2 separate regions of the Homo sapiens genome follow, and region 2 is linked to region 1. The links are chromatin loops, found by intact Hi-C in ENCODE. Cell type or tissue: heart left ventricle. All regions are shown on one strand.

The links. Hi-C counts contacts between places; a loop is a spot of excess contacts. Peaks named below come from ENCODE experiments on the same cell type or tissue, not always from the same donor. Only the 100,000 strongest peaks of a DNase experiment are listed, where the experiment ranks them.
Region 2: it touches region 1 in a loop (1.8-fold over the local background); 5 of 110 quality-filtered maps call a loop at or near these places.

Annotation. Positions count from the first base shown.
Region 1 is chr15:31,395,137-31,399,136 of GRCh38, forward strand. The region is part of intron 1 of LOC105370939 (a long non-coding RNA gene); the gene reads left to right. It also overlaps a transcript of KLF13 not described here. Among named protein-coding and RNA genes, the nearest start is that of KLF13, 70 kb to the left of the region's middle. In heart left ventricle, a CTCF peak has its summit at 2,286; DNase peaks (open chromatin) are centred at 2,285 and 3,200; H3K4me3 peaks cover 521 bases; H3K27ac peaks cover 2,292 bases.
Region 2 is chr15:31,234,564-31,238,563 of GRCh38, forward strand. No RefSeq gene overlaps it. Among named protein-coding and RNA genes, the nearest start is that of LINC03034, 5.7 kb to the left of the region's middle. RefSeq lists a silencer at 1,943-2,237 and an enhancer at 1,943-2,237. In heart left ventricle, a CTCF peak has its summit at 2,106; DNase peaks (open chromatin) are centred at 1,468 and 1,968; H3K4me3 peaks cover 647 bases; H3K27ac peaks cover 2,450 bases.

The sequences.
Region 1 (4,000 bases):
GCCCGGCTAATTTTTGTATTTTTAGTAGAGATGGCGTTTCACCACGTTGGCCAGTCTGGTCTCGAACTCCTGACCTCAAGTGATTTGCCCACTTCTGCCTCCCAAAGTGCTGAGATTACAGGCGTGAGCCACTGTGCCCGGCCCCTACTCACTATTATGGCTTGATAATACTCTGTCGTATGGATATACTATTTTTTTAAAGTCCATTCATCCACTGATGGATGTTTGGGTTATTTCTACTCCTTAGCTGCTATGAATGCTGCTGCTATGAACATGTGTGTACAAGCTTCTGTGTAGACATAAGTTTTCTTTTTTCCTTATTTATTTATTTATTTATTTTTGGACATAAGTTTTCATTTCTCTCGGGTATACACCTAGGAGTGGGATTACTGGGTCATGTAGCAACATTATGTTTAGTTTTGAGGAACTGCCAGACTGTTTCCATCTGCACTATTTTACATTCCCACTGGCAATCCATGAGAGGTCCAGCTTCTCCACATGCCCCAACACTTGTTACTGTCCTCCTTTTTGTTCATAGCCATCGTCACGGATGTGAAGTGGTACCTTATTGTGGTTTTGATTTGCATTTCCCCGATGGCAACATTTCATCTACAGTTTTGACATTTAATTTCACTTAATAATATCACATCAAAATTAATTTGATAAAATAAAAATGGGGGAGGGAAACCCCCAAAGTATGTGGAATTGAGTTTCCCAAGTCATGCTGCTGCTTGGTGGTGGAGCTGAGATTCCGGCCCAAGAAGTCTGCCTCAGAGTCCCTGATCCTCCATCCTCTGCCTACTGGACATTCACCAGCTTTTCTGGCTGTTGTCCCCTCAGGGCCTGTGATACACGTGCCCTGGGAGGGTTGGTTTTTTTGTTTTTCTTTCTTTCTTTCTTTTTTTTGAGACGGAGTTTCGCTCTTGTTTCCCATGCTGGAGTGCAATGGCGCGATCTTGGCTCAATGCAACCTCCGTCTCCTGGGTTCAAGAGATTCTCCTGCCTCAGCCTCTTGAGTAGCTGGGATTACAGGCATGCGCTACCACGCCCGGCTAATTTTGTATTTTTAGTAGACGGGGTTTCTCTGTGTTGGTCAGGTTGCTCTCAAACTCCCGACTTCAGGTGATCTGCCCACTTCGGCCTCCCAAAGTGCTGGGATTACAGGCATGAGCCACCGTGCCCGGCCTAATTTTTGCATTTTTAGTAGAGACAGGGTTTCACCATGTTGGCCAGGATGGTCTTGATCTCTTGACCTTGTGATCTGCCTGCCTCGGCCTCCCAAAGTGCTGGGATTACAGGCTTGAGCCACCGCGCCCGGCCTAGGGTTTTTAAGGATAATTTGGTGGTTGGGGGGCAGCCAGTGAGTTGGGAGTGCTGATTGGTCAGTGATGAAATCTTAGGGAGTCGAAGCTGTCTTCTTGCATTGAGTCAGTTCCTGGTTTGGGGCCACAAGATCAGATGAGCCAGTTTATTGACCTGGGTGGTGCCAGCTGATCCATGGAGTACAGGGTCTGCAAAATATCTCAAGCACTGATTTTAGGGATCTTAGGCTTTACAATAGTGATGTTATCCCCAGAAGCAACTTGGGAAAGTCAGAATCTTGTAGCCTCCAGCTGCGTGACTCCTAAACCATAATTTCTAATTTTTTGGCTAATTTATTAGTCCTAGCTACAAAGGCAGTCTAGTCCCTAGGCAGGAAGGAGGTCTGCTTTGGGAAAGGGATGTTACAGTCTTTGTTTTAAACTATAAACTATAAACCAAGTTTTCTCCCAAAGTTAGTTCAGCTTACACCTAGGAATGAACAAGGACAGCTTGGAGGTTAGAAGCAAGATGGAGTTAGTTAAGTCAGATCTCGTTCACTGTCTGGGTTATAATTTTGCAGTGGTGGTTTCAACAGTGGCTCAGGGGCTGGTGCCTGTCCCTACCCTGAGCCCAGAGGACACTTTCCGTCCTCCAGTCCAGGTTTTTCGTTTGACTTTGCCACAGGAACATTTGCCAGGGGTCATTTCCCAGGCGGAAATGGGCAAAGGGGGGTTGGGAACAAGCCTGAGGCCCTGAGGCCAAGAGGGTGTCCAGGTTCAGGGTGGGGCGGGGTGGGGTGGGGTGGGGCGGGCAGGGCAGGGCAGGGCAGGGGTGCACGTGGCAGGGTGGGCAGGCTTCCCGGCGCTCCGCTCAGGCCACGCCCAGCGCCAGCATAATTACCGGGAGAATAATTACGAGCCCAGAGAGCCGCCGACCCCGCCCATTGCCGACCATTCTCAGGCCTGGGGCGGTGGCGCCCTCTCCTCCTCAGTGACGCGCACTTGCAAAGGCTGCAGGCCAAGAGGTCCAGACGCCTCGGAGTGGGAGGGGCCGTGGCCTGCCAACGTTGTCTGTCCTCAAGGGAGGGGCGCTGGGAAGTTCCTGGGCCTGTTTCCCCTTTGGGGTCAGGGCTGCCTCTTGCTTCCAGCTCTAGCAGCTGCTAGCAAGTCCTTTAACATCCCTGAGCCTCAGTTTCCCCATCTATAAAATGAAGATGGATTTGTTGAGGACTAAATGAGCTACTCTTTGTACAGTGTGAGGCTGATTTTGTAACATTATTATTATTATGTTATTTTCAACCATACCCAGTGGCCAGCAGCTCCTGGCACATCATAAATGTCAGAGGGATGAACTACACAGATGAGGACGTGGAGGGGGTCAGAGTTAGGAGCTGGATGTGGGGTCTGCAGACTTCTCTGGTCTTTGGGGGTGGCGGCGGGGGGGGTGGTGATCCACTCTCCCTGGGGAATTCTTCAGTCTTTCTCTCCTGTGCCTCAGCCTGAGGGCCTCTGGCAAGTGCCTCTCCAGGAAAACACCACCTCCCAGCTGCTCTCCGGGTCGACCCTGAGTTTATCTTGGGTTTTACGCAGTCCGGGGCCAGTAATTAGCCTAATAAGGAGCCTGCTAGGCCTGCGTCTCTGCTCAGGCTCCGATAGTTACCCAGTAATTTACCTGATCTCTCGGATAAGGCCTTTGCCTGGACAGGTTCCCACCACAAAGCACAGGATGCTCCTGCTCGGGCGGGGCCTTAATTGGTGGTGTTTTCAGAGATTCTCCAACCCTAGTTGAAAGGAGCCCAGGCCTCAGAGGCACAACCATGGCCATCACAGCAAGGAAACAGCCCAGGTGTTAGGGGACAGGGCTGCACCAGGACACAACAGACCAGACACGGCAGCACTGACGAGTTTAGAAGGCGTATGGGGGTGGCAGCAGAAGCTGCCAAACCAAAACAGCTGCTGGCATTTCGTGTGTAGTGGCTGGGAGCAGAGCGTGGTGGGCAATGAGGGAGCCAACTTGGCCCTGGGGCCAACCCCGCAGCCTACACCCAGGCTCTGGCCAGCGCCTATTTCAGGGGCATGCTCGGTGCTGCTGCCTGGCCCCCAGGGTACTCCCAGAGCAAGAGCCCACTGGCTCCTGGACCCCAGTGGAGAAGCAGCGACCCCTTCCATCCCAGGGCTCAAGCTCAGGGCTCCGAGCCCTCCCAGCCACCTTTGTCCCCAGGCACAGTACCACATCAGGAGTGTCTGACTTTGGAGCAGGCCCCCAGGCCTTGGAAAGATCAAGCAGGAGGCCAAGGCTGTTGGAGCTGAGAAGCAGGAAGAGTCAACCATGCACGGTGCCCTCCTCCCTCTCCCCCAGGGCAGCTATAGGACTCTGTGGGTGGGAAGAGCCTGCAGCCAGGCCAAGAAGCCGTGGGCAAGCCCTACAGTCGCCTAGTGCTCGCCTACACAGCTCCCTTTGATCTGCCCCACTGGGCGGGGCTGTGTCATCTACTGGGTTTTCCCTGGAGCCTGTGCCCAGGGAAGCTCAGTGTCACACAGCCCCAAGCATCCTGTGTGTCCCTGGCAGAGTGCGAGCCCCTTATCCTGCCTCAGTGAAGAGGACGGTGCTGGCTGCCCTAGAGGATGTCAGCACCAGATGGAGAAGCAGAGCAGACTCCACTGGGCAAAGTTGCAATCACCCTCTGAGAGGAGCTGAG
Region 2 (4,000 bases), 160 kb before region 1:
CAGAGATTTGGGAGCGGCTTAGCTCATTATTCTGAGTGTCGAGGACACGTGTGAGATTATAGTTGAGCTGTTGACTGGGGCAGTGGTCTCTGAAGACTGGACTGGGGTGGAGGAACTGCTTTTATGCATACTTATGTGACTGTGGGCTGGAGGCCTCTGTTCCTCTCCACATGGGCATCTCCAAATGGCTGCTCAGGAGGTGGCTTTTCCTGGAGCAAGTGATCATACAGAGATAGAAACAGAGAGACAGAGAAACACAGACAGAGAACATAACCAAGAGAGAAGCCATGGTGCCTTTCAGAACCCAGCCTTGAAAGCGGCATGTCATCACTTCTGCTGTATTCTCTGGGTCCTAGATGCAGTGTGGGAGGATTCCACGTGAGGCTGTGAAGGCTGGGAAGCGAGATCACTGGGGGTCATGCTGGGGGTCATCTTGAAGGCTGACTGAGCGCAGCTCATCAACTGGGCACCTACTGTGTGAGAGACTCTGAGCTTCAGGCTGCGGCTGTGATAAGGTCTTGAAGAAACACCTGCTCCCAAGGGACTTAGGCTCTCAGTGGAATTCCAGTTCTTCTGTCTGTATCCCTCACTCCAATCAATCTATATCTATCTATATCTATATCTATATATTACTTTTTAAAATTGTTATCTATTTATTTTATTTTTGAGACAGGGTCTCACTCTGTCACCCGGGCTGGAGTGCGGTGGTGCCATCACAGCTCATTGCACCCTTGACCTCCTGGGCTCAAGTGATCCTCCCACCTTAGCCTCCTAAATAGCTGGGACTACAGGCACGTGCCATCACTTATGGCTAATTTTTGTATTTTTGGTAAAGATGGGGTTTCACCATGTTGCCCAGGCCGGTCTCGAACTCCCAAGATCAAGCAATCGGCCCACTTCGGCCTCTCTAAGTGGGATGAGATTATATGTGTGAGCCACCGCACATGGCCTTCAATTCTAATTTTAAGAATAGAATAGTTGGCTCCTATCTGTTTCCCCTTTTCAGTCTTATCACACTTACATGTTCCTTATTAGTCTCGTGCTATCTCTTTGCTGTAAGTTGGGCATATTTTATTAATTCTGTTCGTCAGATGGGAAAACTGAAGTTACAGAGATAGGCCAAGTATCGGCCAAAGGCTTTCAGTGGTGATGAGCCCAAGGATGGGAGGACCGGGAAGAGAGCTAGAGGCTGCAGGTTCCTTAGACGCCCACCTGCAGTGGTGGCTTTCCCATTCCTTCTTACGTTTCACAGATGTCTCTGTTCTAGGCACTGGGGACATGTCATGAACAAAAAAAACTCCAGCCCCTTCTCTGTGGAGCTTATGGCCCAGGAGCGGGACAGGCGTTGGTCCAAGTATTTCACAGATAAGTACATAATTACAAATGGAAAACACCGATTTGAAAGCAAGTGCAGGATGAAATGAGATTGCACAGAGCCTGACTTGGCTCAGGGCCCGGGAAGCACCTCTGAGGAGGAGGCCTAGAGCCGCGGGTCATTCCCGCCTGACACTCGGATCAGAGAACAAAGAGGCCCCAAACCTTTCAGTTATCTTCAGGCTAATATTAGCATGAGAGACATGTGAATAATTTACTCTTTCTCAACAAATGTGGTTAATACTTAAGGGTAAAAAGGAAAAGATTGAGCCCGAAATTAAAAAATGAAGACAACCTTCAATGATGTATTTCTGCATCAGGCAAGGTGTCTTCTTATGGGAACAGCAGAGTCACCCAGAAACAAGGGTGTAATTATAGCAGTGCCATCTGCGGCACTAAAATAAGAATGATTATCAACACTATCTTTCAGGTTTTTCACTAAGTCAGAACAATTTGCTAAAAATAATCTGTACTGTATCCGCAACGCCCCCAAACAATGTGTGTTTTCCCGTCACCGCGGCTGCCAGCTCCCCACGGGCCGGGCCAGGGGGCCGAGGGGGCTGTTCAGCCCCGCTGGCAACCTTGTCCCCTGTTGGCTGGCTTTCATTGTGAGCATTGTCACTGGAGCAGTGGGAGATGGGTGGAGGGAAAGTTAAGGCTGGATTCCAGCCAGCTCGGGAGGGCCACGCAGACACCAGCTTGATTGAAGAAGGCTGGGTGCATTTCCCAAGAGCCTCCTGGTGGTTTCAGGGCCCATGGCCAGATCATCAGTTCCTGGAATCCCGCTTGGTCCAGAGGGAATGAGTCATACCCCCAACCCCCAGCATAAGGGATGAAAATACAGAAGCCAGATACGAGTTCCCTTGTGCTCCATGCAGAGGTTTCCTTCCAGATTAGAATACTTAGGTCCCCAATCCAGAGCCCCCCTTCCTGAAGTCAGAATTGCCGTGGAGTCTGCAGGGTCACAAAGAGGCGCAGTAAGCATAGGGACTGAGCTCAAAAAGGCGGGTGGAGTGATGATGACATTTCATCCTGGTCATAGGGCCACTGTTGCCTCTATGGAATATTCATGCGATAAAAAAAAAAAAAGAGACCTAACCTAATCTAGTGCAGGGCATGCACTAGATTTCAGAACCTGCTTGCCCCCTGACTCAAAGGAGTCTTTGAGTAGTGTGCAACCTGTACAGCTGTTCATGGCGCCCTGTGGTTGCCATAGTCATGAGAACTCCTGTATGCCCCACAGCACCAAGGGCCTCTTCCCCAAGCAAGAAGAGCCCCTGCCTCAGACTCAGCAACTCTTTTCCCTGAGCAGAGCAGGATGGACGCATTCAACACTGCCCTTCGGATTTCCTCAGGGTATGGGCAATAGTGAATTCATGTTGATTTACTAATCAACTAATCAACTAATTACTAAGTTCTTAGGGTAATGATTTTCGAGTCCCAGGAATGTTTCCAGGAGGAGCTCAAGGCTGATAGGGGTAGGAGAGGTAGGCTGAGCAAAGAGAGTTCTGGACCCTCACCCCTGCTTCACCCGGGAGAGCTCATTTTTTCTTTCTGCCTTACTTGTTGGACTGCTAAGTAAGAGTTACTTTGGAAGAAAAGATGCAACAGAAAAACTGCCCTTAAAGGGCCGCATCCAAAAATGTTCATCATGAGATAGGGACTAAATCATGTGTCCAGATGTGTCCAGAGAAAAGTAACAGGAAATACAAGGTGACATCATCTGGACCCCAGTCTGGGAAAAGGAGCTGGGTAATTCAGACAAACCTGCCTGCTGGAAACAACTGGAAATGTTAGAACATATTTAAAATATTCTTTAAAAATTTTGTATTTTATTTATCTTTTAATTGATGTATAATAATTTTAAATATTTTGGGGATACATAGTGATGTTTTAATACATGTATGGTGATCAAATCAGGGTAATTAGCATACCCATCATCTCAAACATTTATCATTTCTTTGTCTTGGGAACATTCAATATCTTCCTTCTAACTACTTGAAACTATATATTATATTATTGTTAACGATGGTCATCTTACAGTGCTAGAGGCCATTAGAATTTATAATTTATTCCTCCTATCCAGATGTAGCTTTTTTTTTTTTTTTTTTTTTTGAGACTGAGTCTCACTCTGTCGCCGCCCAAGCTGGTGTGCAGTGGCATAATCTCAGCTCACAGCAATCTCTGCCGCCCAGGTTCAAGCAATTCTCCTGTCTCAGCCTCCCATGTAGCTGGGACTACAGGTGCATGCCACCATGCTGGCTAATTTTTGTATTTTAAGTAGAGAGGAGGTTTTACCATATTGGCCAGGCTGGTCTCAAACTCCTGACCTCGAGTGATCTGCCCACCTTGGCCTCCCAAAGTGCTGGGATTACAGGCGTGAGCCACTGAGCCCAGCCCAGATGTAGTTTTTAATCCTTTAACAAATCTCTTCCTAGCCCCTCCTTCCCCTACCCTTCCCAGCCTCCAGTGTGCTCTGTTCCACTTTTTACTTCTATGAGATCAACTTTTTTAAGCTTCCACATATGAGTGAGAGCATGTGGTGTTTAACTTCCTGTGCCTGGCTTATTTTACTTAACATCATGTCCTCCAGTTCCATCCATGTTGCCATGAATGACAGGATTTG